Regions from separate parts of the Homo sapiens genome. Here all the other regions are linked to region 1. Evidence: chromatin contacts called from ENCODE Hi-C data. All regions are on one chromosome and are shown on one strand. Each heading gives the region's core, a stretch centred on a gene start or an enhancer-like site at or near the end of the contact. The rest is flanking DNA. Distances are from core to core; before and after follow the strand shown.

What was found. Hi-C counts contacts between places; a loop is a spot of excess contacts on that map. Pooled maps may share reads with other maps.
Region 2: a map of CD8-positive, alpha-beta T cell shows a loop between it and region 1 (5-fold over the local background). The contact joins the promoter of PXYLP1 here to the promoter of ATR in region 1. A Hi-C loop is called at or near these places in 3 of 168 maps with a recorded cell type or tissue (CD4-positive, alpha-beta memory T cell, CD8-positive, alpha-beta T cell and naive thymus-derived CD4-positive, alpha-beta T cell) and 11 of 50 pooled maps.
Region 3: a loop to region 1 is called in a map of naive thymus-derived CD4-positive, alpha-beta T cell, with 6 times the contacts of the local background. The contact joins the promoter of SLC9A9 here to the promoter of ATR in region 1. A Hi-C loop is called at or near these places in 1 of 168 maps with a recorded cell type or tissue (naive thymus-derived CD4-positive, alpha-beta T cell), 2 of 37 single-sample maps with no recorded cell type and 8 of 50 pooled maps.

The regions. Positions count from the first base shown.
Region 1 is chr3:142,576,799-142,580,723 of GRCh38, reverse strand. It overlaps ATR (ATR checkpoint kinase), which reads left to right and starts at 1,991. Exons shown (of 47, transcript NM_001184.4): 1 at 1,991-2,078. The coding sequence starts at 2,020. RefSeq lists enhancers at 1,641-1,740, 2,041-2,200.
Region 2 is chr3:141,229,665-141,233,589 of GRCh38, reverse strand. It overlaps PXYLP1 (2-phosphoxylose phosphatase 1), which reads right to left and starts at 1,765. Exons shown (of 6, transcript NM_001037172.3): 1 at 1,679-1,765. RefSeq lists a silencer at 1,647-2,026.
Region 3 is chr3:143,846,428-143,850,352 of GRCh38, reverse strand. SLC9A9 (solute carrier family 9 member A9) reads left to right here and starts at 1,885. Exons shown (of 16, transcript NM_173653.4): 1 at 1,885-2,205. The coding sequence starts at 2,031.

The sequences.
Region 1 (3,925 bases), core at 742-3,241:
TCTCCCTTCCACAGGTGCAACTATCCTGGAGTTGATATCTATCTTTGCCAAACATGTTTTCATACTTTTATCAAACATATTTGTATACATAACTCACACAACGCATTGTTTTGTGGTTTTAAGATTGTATATAAATGATATGACACTATTATGTATACCTTTGAATTTGCTTTTTCAATCAATGTAGTTTTCAGGATTCATCGTTGGTATAGGTAGTATAATTCATTCATTTTAACTATGAAATTATATTCCACTTTATGACTTTACCCCCTCTTATTTAATCTTTGCTGTAATCTTGTGAGGTAGACATTATTAATCCCATTTTATAAATGAAAAAATGGAAGTATTAAGAGATTAAGTAACTTTACTGAGGTCATATAGTTTCTAGCAGATGGAATGAGAACTTGTGTAGGGCCTGTAACTCCCAATCCCATGTCCTTTCTCCTAAAACATTCAGTGATTCATTCAACAAATGTTTACTGAACACCACCTATGTGCCAGGCACAGTTTTAGGTCCTGGGTATCTGAGAGTGAACAAAATAGACAAGACCTTGCTCTCCAAGAGCTTACACTCTAACTGGAGAGAGACAATAATATAGTATGTCCGGGTGTGGTGGCTCTCACCTCTAATTCTAGTACTTTGGAAGGCTGAGGTGGGAGGAGCGTGTGAGGCCAAGAGTTTGAGACCAGCCTGGGCAACATAGCAAGACCTTGTCTCTACAAAAAATAATTAGCCAGGCGTGGTGGCATGTCTGTAGTCCCAGCTACTCAGGAGGCTGAGGCAGGAGGATCAATTGAGCCCAGGCTGAGGTGAGAGGATCGCTTGAGCCTGGGAGATTGAGGCTGCAGTGAGCTATGATTGCAACATTCATTGCACTAGAACCTGAACAACAGAGTAAGACAATGTATCTAACAAAAAAAAGAGGGTGAGACAGAATGTGTATATATGTTAGTCTATATGAGGCTCTTTGGTGTTAATTTGGCAAACACCTGAAGGAAAAAGGGCAATGACAGAGTGGTGTTCAAGGCAGAGAGTACAGCAAATGCAAAGTTCTTGAGGCAAGAGCATATTTGGCTGTCATTCCATCACTTTTTTCTTTAAGATACTGTATCGGTTAACTATCCTCATGTACCAAAGAACAAATGTAAACATACTGCATGACTTTGAGTGATTAACTACATAACTTTGACATGTCAACAATCTCTTATGGTGGTCATCTTTCCAATAAATTGAGTTGAGCTAGAAAATGTGTATTGCCAAAATCCATTGATTTACTTTAAAAATTAAATCACAGGTTGCGGATGCCCGTAATGGTGGCATTTCCACACACAGTACTGTTGCTGATTTGATGAGACACAAATATATTCCAACCCCATTTTCAAATATTAAAAGTTGGTAGGGTCCTCAACGAAACCTAACAGTGACTTCAAGTTGAAAAAAAATGCTTAAAAGGAAAAAAACAGGGAGAGCCCACCTTTTGGCCTGTATCTCTCAGAAAGAGGGACAAGAGCGGTGGGAACGTGAGGAACTTTTAAAATGTGAGAGCGTTACTCTGGGGAAACCTGGAGTTTACTCTTGGCCTTTACTCGCTGGACTGTCATAGTTCTCACATTTGTGAAGCGAGTCTGGGCTGGCGGCCCTCAAGCCCTATCCTCCCCCGATGCGGAAGTCTTGCTTCTCTGTGCCTCCCAGGCTTGAGAACAGCAGAGTCTGGCCGCTCAAAACGAAAGCTTCACGAACGTCGCTCGCTCGGTGCTGAGAAAGAAGCCTGACGCGACCCGGGAAACTTGACCGACGCACGCCCGCCCGCTTGCCCCGCCCCCTAACGGCTTCCCGGCTTCCCCCGGGTCCTATGCAGAAAAGACGCTGGGCCTGGCAAGCGGGGCCAGTAGCGGCTTCCGGGAGGAGTTTTGGCCTCCACACGGCTCCGTCGGGCGCCGCGCTCTTCCGGCAGCGGTAGCTTTGGAGACGCCGGGAACCCGCGTTGGCGTGGTTGACTAGTGCCTCGCAGCCTCAGCATGGGGGAACATGGCCTGGAGCTGGCTTCCATGATCCCCGCCCTGCGGGAGCTGGGCAGGTAGGGCTAGGCCCAGCCTGGGTCCTGCATCCTCCTCCGCTGATTCCGGCTTGGGTTTCACGTGCTCTCCCCTCCCCTGCTGCGCTATGGCTGGGATCCCCTAAGCCCCCGCTGCGGCCCTTGTGGAGATGCTCCGTGGCTGATTTGGGCGCTTCTCCCTCAGAGTGCCCGTTGATAGCACATGGGGCAGTCGCCACAAACCTGCGGGAAGCCGGTCCGTGGGGGAGAGAGGCGTCTGCCGGCCCTGGTTTACCACTCACCCCGATCGAGAGTTTGCTTCCTGCAGCTGGAGGAAGAGTCCCTGCTGATCGCTTTCTGGTCACTTTTCTACACTCATTTTCTTCTCGAAAATCTTTTTCCTTAGACGAGGGACTTGACCCATCAGTTTCTGTTCTTTGTGATCACTCGTGGAGGAATTGGTTTTTAGCCTTACATTTTGTCCCCAAACTGCCCTTGAAAGAAAATCACCGCTTCTCATTTTCTGCAAGTGACATCACTTGCTGGAAAAGGCAGTTTTTTTCTTTGAAGTGAAGTCATAGTACATACTGAAGATGTGACCTCCCTCGTATTGATCGTCCAGTTCCCGATCCGTTATTTTAGTCAGAAATTGGAGAGATAGACCCCTGGGTCCACAAAATCTCAGCGTGCACAGAGTGTTGCCAAAATTTGGAGACAATTTAATATTTCATTTGCAAATGCATGTTGTCTGTAAACCTCATGAAAACCAGTATCTTACCACAAGGAGGGAGAGGTGTTGATGGCTCTCACACCTCTTCAATACACAGGCAGGCTTCCCTGAACCAGGCCTAAAGACTCGGTAGAGCTTGTTTTGCTTTGTTTGTTTTAATTCTACACTACTGCGAACAAGAAATAAATAAGCTTGTGCTGCTACCGCAGTTAAATTATCATTTGGAATAACTGCTTCCCAATTTCTTAAACTGTTTGAAAACTTTCCACACAAAGTCAAAGCTGACATTAAGCCAATGGGATAGCTACTTCTCTTTCTTTTTGCAGCGCAGTTGTGTTCATTTCCACTGGTTGGCCATCCAAATAATCTAGTCTCAATATATGAATAAAAGGATAAATGAAGGGACCATTCTTGTCGTAACTGCATCACTATTTTTGAGTGTGTGAATTTTTTCCACTTATCTGTGGCAAGTATACTTTGTGTTTAGTTTATAAAATAACCTCTACCTCTCTAAAAGAAGAGGAAGAAAAGTGATCATTGTAGGAAGTTGGTTTACAAATTTCATCTTTCAGGCTCATTGTGAAGCTGAGTATATTTTTGCCACTTTGCTTTAAAGTAGAATTAACTGGTTAATACTTCTCTTCCCTCTTCTGTCTTCCTCCGTGAGTCCTGTTAATAAAAATAATTGGTTCTTGGATTATATATAGTCGGTTTCATCAGTAGAGTTTATGTTACCTTTCATTTATTTGTAGCTATTCCAAGAGAAAGAATAGAAAAACTGACCCACAGAGAGTTGTCTAATAGTTTTTAATTGTCATGGCTTTTTCATTACAACTACTTGAATCAAAAAAGCTAATCAATTTTCATAGTATATCCATGACATAGAATGAAACAAGTGTTACCACTGTTTAAGAAAAAGGGACAGAGAAGTTGAAGAACCAAAGGCACAGCTAGCAGATAACAGAGCTAGGTTTCAGATTCAAGCTTTCAAGGCCTTTTCTTCCAAAATGTTTCCTCTTAATTGACTATGGCAATTAGACTACTGAAAAAAAAAGATATTAGTGTTCTAATTTATGGGCTGCTCTTCCTCAGTCCCTCAGATAAATTTTGTCCTATTGTTTTTTTGCTATTAGCAGTCTGCTCTGCATAATCTTGCTAA
Region 2 (3,925 bases), core at 516-3,015, 1.3 Mb after region 1:
TAATCCAAGACTTAATGAAAGCCAGGAGAAGGGATGGGGCAGATTCATACACTGGCTTTCAGGCTGTCCCGTGCATCTTCACCTCTCTCCAGGGACCACGAGGGTTTTTTTTTTTTTTTTTTTTTTGACAGGGTTTTGCTCTTATTGCCCAAGCTGGAGTGCAATGGCGCAATCTCAGCTCACTGCAACCTCTGCCTCCCAGGTGCAAGCGATTCTCCTGTCTCAGCCTCCTGAGTAGCTGGGATTACAGGTATGCACCACCACGCCTGGCTAATTTTGTATTTTTAGTAGAGACGGGGTTTTTATGTTGGTCAGGCTAGTCTCGAACTCCCGACCTCTGGTGATCCGCCCGCCTCGGCCTCCCAAAGTGCTGGGATTACAGGCGTGAGCCACCGCGCCCGAGGCCTTTTGATCCATCTGCTATAAATCCCCTTCCCACAGATGTCCCGATTGGGCACCAACACCTCTGAGGAGGGTAAGTTACTGCCAAGCCCGACCGCAGTCGCATCCCGTTTGAAAGGGTGGGCTCCGCACTGCCAGCTTCACACCCACGGGCCTTCTGCAAATATCAACAAACGGCTCCATTTGTGGAGCACTCTCCGATCCCCCATCCACCCCCCTACACTTCCCCATTCACAGCTCGATCTGATTCCCCATCTCTCCTGATTTTACTTGTTGAATGCTTACAAAGGATCCTTGCCTTTCCACAAAGACACTGGCTAGCCAGGCGGTGATAACCTCACTCACTACAGAGCCCCCTCGCAATCGCTGAACTCACAGCCGAAGCGGGAAAATATGGCTCCACGTCCTGCACCGTGAATCCTTTACCATCCACAGGTACAATTTAAAAGGCAGCTGCGGCTGCAAAGCAGGCAACCTACCCTAAGCAAATCCATTCTCTCTCTCTCTGTGTGTGTGTGTGTGACAAACCCAGCTTATTTAAAAGATCAGGACATAGGCAAGTTCACCAGCAAAAGCAACGTCGTGGGTCTACACCACACGGTCCTAACCTGCGCATCCAGGAATGTTAACCTGCGCTCGGGCGGCCCCGTGGCCAGGCCCGGGACTCCCGGAGGCGTCAGGCTGCAGGTGGCTGCCAAGAGGAGCCAGCCCCGTCTCCGGGAAAGGCCGCGAAGTTGCGGCCGCCTCCTTACCTGGAGACTAGCCGGCTCAGGACCGCCCGGGAAGGGGGATCCCGGGAGCTTGAATCTCGGCTGGAATCCAGCGGCGGGAGTGCGGGGGCCGTGCGGGAGAGGGCTGGAAGGGCGGGGGCGAGGTGGAGGCGGGCTCCGCGGGAGAGTGCGGGGCTGCGGGGGGCGAGGGCTTGGAGACAGAGCCGGGGGTTCGCAGCGGGCGTGAGACGGCGCCAGCTCTGGGAGAAGGGGGCTATGGGGCGGGCGCCGGGGCTGGGACACCGGGCGCACGGGGGGAGTGGCAGGAAAGAGGGCGCAAGTCCTAGGCTCAGGGGCGAGCGCGGGGATAAAGGAGGAGGCTTAGTCGCGGGATTCGGACCCGACGCTTCGAAGCGCCCCCAGCCTTCCCGCCCCTCTCCCACTGGCGAGTTAGGGGGACCCCCTCAGTCTCCCAACCTCGGACCCTGGACGCCCACCCGCCTAGAACCTCTGCGCTGCTCGGCCCCAACGGCAACCGCCCCGGCCCAGGCCCGCGCCGCACTCACCGCCCATGGTCCCAGGCCGGCCCCAGCTCCGTCGCTGCGCGCCCGGCTCGGCGCTCGCCGCCAGCTCCTCCCGGCGCGAGGGGAGGCGAGGGCGGCGCGCACCCGCCACCGGGGAGCTCGCGGGGCCCGGCAGCGCCCCCTGCCGACCCCGCCGCGCCCCGTCTCAGTTCGGCCGGCCCTGCACCAGGAGCCCTGGAGCTCCGCCCCGGAGGCGGTGTTGCGGTGCGGCTGGGCGGGGGCGACCGCGCGGGGTTGCTGAGAGGACACTGCCTCTGGGAGGCCCAGCACAGCCCGGAGAGACTGGTCAGTCTGCAGAGCCCTCGGCGTGCAAAGCCACGGGCACGGACAAGCCGAGCGCGCAGGGACCACGACCACAGACGCGCAGGGCTCTCGCGTGCCTCACAACTCCTGACCTGCGATCAGGGACTGCGCGGAGGCGCGCCAAGGCCCAGGAACACAGCCCTGGCCGGCCCGGGCCCTAGTGTGGGTGCTTTGGGGCCATGTGCCTGCCCTGGCGCCGCTGATGCTATCGCCGGGTGGGCGCGCGCGTCTGGGGTGCGCCTGCTGCCACGTAGACCCAAACTGTCACCCCCCACCCCCCACCCCTTTCGGCCTATCCCACACTCCTCTTCCGGCTCAGAACACATCCGGCCTTGTGTTGCTCTAGTCCTCGCTGCTGCTCCGTCTCCAACGGTCTGCAGAGACCCGGGGAGGTCGTGGCCCCGCGCAGTCGCCCTTCCCACCTGCTCCCGGCCCGCGGCTTCCTTGGAGCCGCTGCTGAAGATCCTCAGAGCACTTGAGGGCTGCCTGTAACGCCCCGTTAGACATCTGATAGGCGAACGGTTGTATTTGGTTTGATCAGTATTTGTGGGTCATTTATTGCAAATGTTAGGTTCCAGCTGGTGGAGATTTCCACCAGATTTCTCTGTGGGAGATGAAACGACCAACAGCGATTATCAGAGAGGTCTTTGCTGTCAGCTCGAGGTCTACAGCAACCCTGTGTGTCCTAGCACAACTAGCCTCAGGCAAAATAGATACGGATTCGAATTTGCTACTATATACCTTTGAGGTGCACCTTTGGGAGGATCTCATCCCTTGACTTCTGCTTTCTCTCCTTGATTGATGGCTCTCAAATCCACACACTTGGCTCAGATATGTTAGCCATATTTCCCCCTACCCTCCGGTTTTTTTCTTAGAACTTTCCTCCTCAAGTTACCACGTCTGGCACTAAATTTTACCTCTTCCAAGCTCCCAACTCCATTTATCCCCGTGGTCTCGCCATTCTCTCAGCCACCTGTCATGCCTTCTTCATCAGGTGCCTTAATGGCTCGTCAGTACCGGACTTTGCTGCCTGTCCGCCTCTGGTATTCCCCCGATGCAGCGCTATCCCGGGCCTTTTTTCTGCCCTGAATACTGACAGCCTCTCCCAATCCATGAGCACAAAATCTTTTCACTGTCCCCTTTGGCATCACCCCCAACTCTCCCACCTGGCCCCCACAGAAGCCCACCGCAGCCCGCCCAACAATGTCTCCTCTGCCCCTTCTGATTGTCCTCTCACGGATTGCAGGCTCTACTGCTTAGCTCACACTGTCACCCTCTTCTCTACATGGGTTAGTCAAGGTGCTTTCTGCTGTAAAAGACAACCCAATTCACACTAACTTAAATCACAAAGGGTTGATCCGCTGTGTACATGAAGAGCCTGTCTGCTTCAGGCCTGGCTTTAGTCCCAGGGTCTCAGGGACTCCCCGTCTCAGTTTTGCTGTCTTCCACATGAACTACGCTTTCATGCGCACATGAGACCCTGGCAGATCCAGGCTCACAGCCTCACAGCTCTAGTTCTAGCAGAAAATCAGCTTCTCTGCCAGCCATTGCAACTAGCCTTGGACCTGGCTTTGTTTGCAGGATTGGGCCACATGTCCATGCTGTGCTCTCAGCCTCTGTGACTCCATGGCAGGTGGGTTCACTCGTGGACACACTATCACCCTCAGCAGGGAGCATGTAGGCACTCTTGGATCCCTTCTCTGTCACAAGGGGACTAAAGGTAACTCAGGGCACCATCTCTAGCCATTTCTCTGCAAAATTTGCCACACCAGCGCTTTGCTTGACAGCGCAGGGCATACTGTGGGGGCAGAGTCTCAGCCTGGAGATAGGACACAGGCCCTTTCTGCTTTCAGCTTCCTCCTTAACCTATCTGAGATCTGTGTCTTTGTACCACCCCCTTCCCTAGGTCCACACTTGGTATAGGGA
Region 3 (3,925 bases), core at 636-3,135, 1.3 Mb before region 1:
TGGTTAAAAGAGTGAAACTGGATGTCACGGATCAACCAGAGAATGTTTATTCTACTCAGATGGAATAATTGTGATAAAAGAAAACCAAAGTAATTCAATAATGACAAAAAACAAAAGGACAGGAAGTTTCTGAATTTGTGTTATCTTGTATATCTGACAACTCGACTGAACCTGTGGAGTTGCAAAATCATAAAGGTAGAACCTGCTAGCAAAGCTCCATGAAATGCTTGCAAGCATTAGCTGATAGGTTTCAAAACAGTATGAATATTAGTCATCACAGATATTCCTGCCAAAAAGGGTAGCGTGTCAGAAGAACATCTGCAGCACACATAAATACCCTCTGCTAAGTTAAACTCAGAGAGGAAATAAGCTTCCAAAGTTGCACAAAGCAAAGATGCTGAAACAGCAGAGCTTTGTATTAAGGGGTTGATAGACTTGCTCTCATGGTGAAACTGTTTGTTGAGGAGGTAGTTAGCTCCCAATAATATTACATGCTTGACCTTTAGCTTTTAGTGACAAAAATTGTTTCAGGACGCATTTGGGCTCAGCCTACTCAATAAGAAATCACATTGTATAAATTGAGCATTAATTGTGTCAAAATGGGGATCATAAGTGATTAATACTCCCAAATTACAATGATATGGTAAAATGAAAAAAAAAATCAGCTAACCCCAGGATATACCCAAATGTGTTATAGGATCAAGTGTTAAAAGCAAGCAGGTCATAATATTTGCTAAGAAAAAAGAAAGAAAAGGAAAAAAAAGCTGCAGAACCCATGGTATTATCTTGAACTATTTTAAAGTAGAAAAATATGAAATCAGACAGGAGCAACCTGCCACATGGAAGATGATCTGAAGAATCATCACTCTTATGATCAGAATCCTGTGAATACAGAGCTTTCATTTCTGGTGGCAGAACCATTTCTCAGTGAGCAACATTGTTTTGCCATAGGACAGAGGAGGTTGTGATCTATTGCAGATTTCTGTGGGTCCTGGATGCCGAGACCAGGAACCCTACAAAGAGAAATCCATGCATGTGGCGTTGCTGAGGATGGCTGCGTGAGTTTCTCTTTCGAAGTAATGTGTTTTGTTTTTTTTCTTTTTTGTCTCAACGTATCCAAACAGTACAGTTGTAGAGATGGGGATGGAATTTTATTTGTCTTTTGCTTTCATTGTTTTCTCTTGTTAAAAGAAAAACAATTGATTTAGAGTTTAAAGGCTGCTCTGCAACTATCAATTATATAAAGCCAAATAGAGTCATATACTAAATCCTTTCTTGCTTCTCAACTAAAAAAAAAAAAAAAAAATCCTGTGAAATCACTTTAGGTTTGCTTAACCAATGTACAGTCATGATTTGAGAGCATAAGAAACCCTATAAGAAACCCTATGCCTTAAGTGAATCCCATTGTGAGATACTTGAGCTATGAGGCGGAAGTTTCAGGCTAAGCAGTGTAATATCTTTTCAGGAGGCTAATATGCTGATCCATTTAGAGCACAGAGGCTGATTGATAACTGTGCTATCAATCCCCATCACTTTGGCAGGTCTTGGTTAGAGAGGAAAGATCTTGCATTTAGGTGAAGTTGAGTCAGGAATTGGCTTTTTGAACTTAGAAAACGTTGCTAGTGTAAGGCTACCTTTTTTATTATTAATCTACAGTTCATATTTATGCAGCTTAAGAAGACTTATTTGGAATAATAAGACCGTGATTCAAGATCTTAGCATCATTGCTTGCAGATTTGTCCAGTATGAAAGATATTTTCATGAGATGAATCACTTAAAGACATTAAGAGTCAGTGATGAAACCACACACTCTCGAGTTTGAAAAGAGACAGGGCTGCTTTAAGAGAGAAACAGGAAGTTGTAACTAGAAGCCATCTGAATACTAAGCCAGGGCAGAATGCTTGTGAAGTAGCAACTAAAGTGGCAGTGTTTCTTCTGAAATTCTCAGGCAGTCAGACTGTCTTAGGCAAATCTTGATAAAATAGCCTTTATCCAGGTTTTTATCTAAGGAATCCCAAGAAGACTGGGGAATGGAGAGACAGTCAAGGGTTATGTCAGAAAAGGATGAGTATCAGTTTCAACATCAGGGAGCGGTGGAGCTGCTTGTCTTCAATTTTTTGCTCATCCTTACCATTTTGACAATCTGGTTATTTAAAAATCATCGATTCCGCTTCTTGCATGAAACTGGAGGAGCAATGGTGTATGGTGAGTGCATAAATTGTGAGATTGATGTGAAACTTGTTGCTTGAGCGTAATTAGAGACTTGTGCTCAGATAGCAAAGTACCGAAACTGGAGAAAATGTGCTGATTGAAATGTCATTAGTTTGATGAAAGGTGCTGCAGCGTAACGAATGCTAATCTCTTTACAGACAAGCCGCCGAAATTTGCCATGTCACGAGAGCAAATGTCACAGTCATGTTCTCACACGGCACATAATGCAAGTCTGTTGACAGATGCGGGTCCATTGTCATGTGGGGAGTCGAGGGCGAGCTGTTTGTTTTTGTAATGATGTTGGGAAGTGATGGCTCTGCAGTCACAAAGAGCAGCCTTCTCTCACTGGCTGCACCGATGAACATTACGAAGTTCTAGAAAAAACATCACTTCAAAATGCCTGGAGTAATTCCTCTTATATCAACTAATTTCAAGAAGAAAACTTGCAGAAACTAACCCCACCCCTCTTAAGAGAATATTGTGTCCAAGTCCTTTTTATTTATACGAACAGTGTCTTATTTTCTTATAATAAAAAGTTATAAATAAACGAGAGTTTCTTTATGCAGTACTTTTTACTTCTTAGCCTGATTTCAGATGTTCTAATTTATAATGATCATTGCTAGTGTTATTTGTTATGTATCTCCTATTTATGTATTGGAGGCCAAGGTGTGGAAAAATATTTAACACCTGCAGTATTGCTCTTTCTGGGCAACTTACCGTATCATTCCTTTCAGAAAGTTTAATAAAGTCTGACAGAGATTATCTGTCTGTACTCTCATCTTTTAAAGTAAAATGAAAGACACCAGTTTTTACTGGTGTTACTGATGAAATAGTTTACTTCACTGCTCTTATCTCAGCCTGATAATGGATAGGAAGTTTGAACACAATGGCAACAGGCAAGGCATTGCTATAATTTATAGCAAATAACATACTTTTATATTTGGGGTTTCCTCATTTTGGAAATCCTGAAACCCTTTCCTAAGCCTGAGATTCAGGGTACAGATCAATGCACATTGTATATGCTAATCCTGTGGTGTCCTGATATTAACAGTGTATAGTTGTGATTTCAGAACCTAAGGAATCCTAAGCCTTAAGTGGATCCCACTGTGAGATACTTGAGCTATAAGGCGGAAGTTTCAGGCTCAGGAGGCTGATATGCTGATCCATTCAGAGCACAGAGTTAAATTCCTTGGTACTGAGGGTCTTTTAAAAATTTTTTGCTTGGGAGTGGGGAGGGACAGCATTAGGAGATATACCTGATGTTAAATGACGAGTTAATGGGTGCAGCACACCAACATGGCACATGTATACATATGTAACTAACCTGCACGTTGTGCACATGTACCCTAAAACTTAAAGTATAATTAAAAAAAGAAAAAAAACATAACCCAAATGCAAAAAAAAAAAAAACCTTTTTTTGCTGTATTGTTTTATTTATTTTTTAAAATTTAGTGGAGACAGGGTCTCACTATGTTGCCCAGGCTGGTCTCCAACTCCTGGCCTAAAGAGATCCACTGACCTTGGCCTCCCAAAATGCTGGCATTACGGGCATGAGCCACCATTCCCAGCCAGTATTGAGGGTCTTAACGGGCACAAGAAAACTCTCATTTAAGAGAAAAAAAAAATCACAATCAGGTGGGAGAGAAATAGCCAAACAAAAAGGAGGGGATGCCATCAGATGTGAAGCCCTAGGTTCCTGTCATTTGCCTATCTC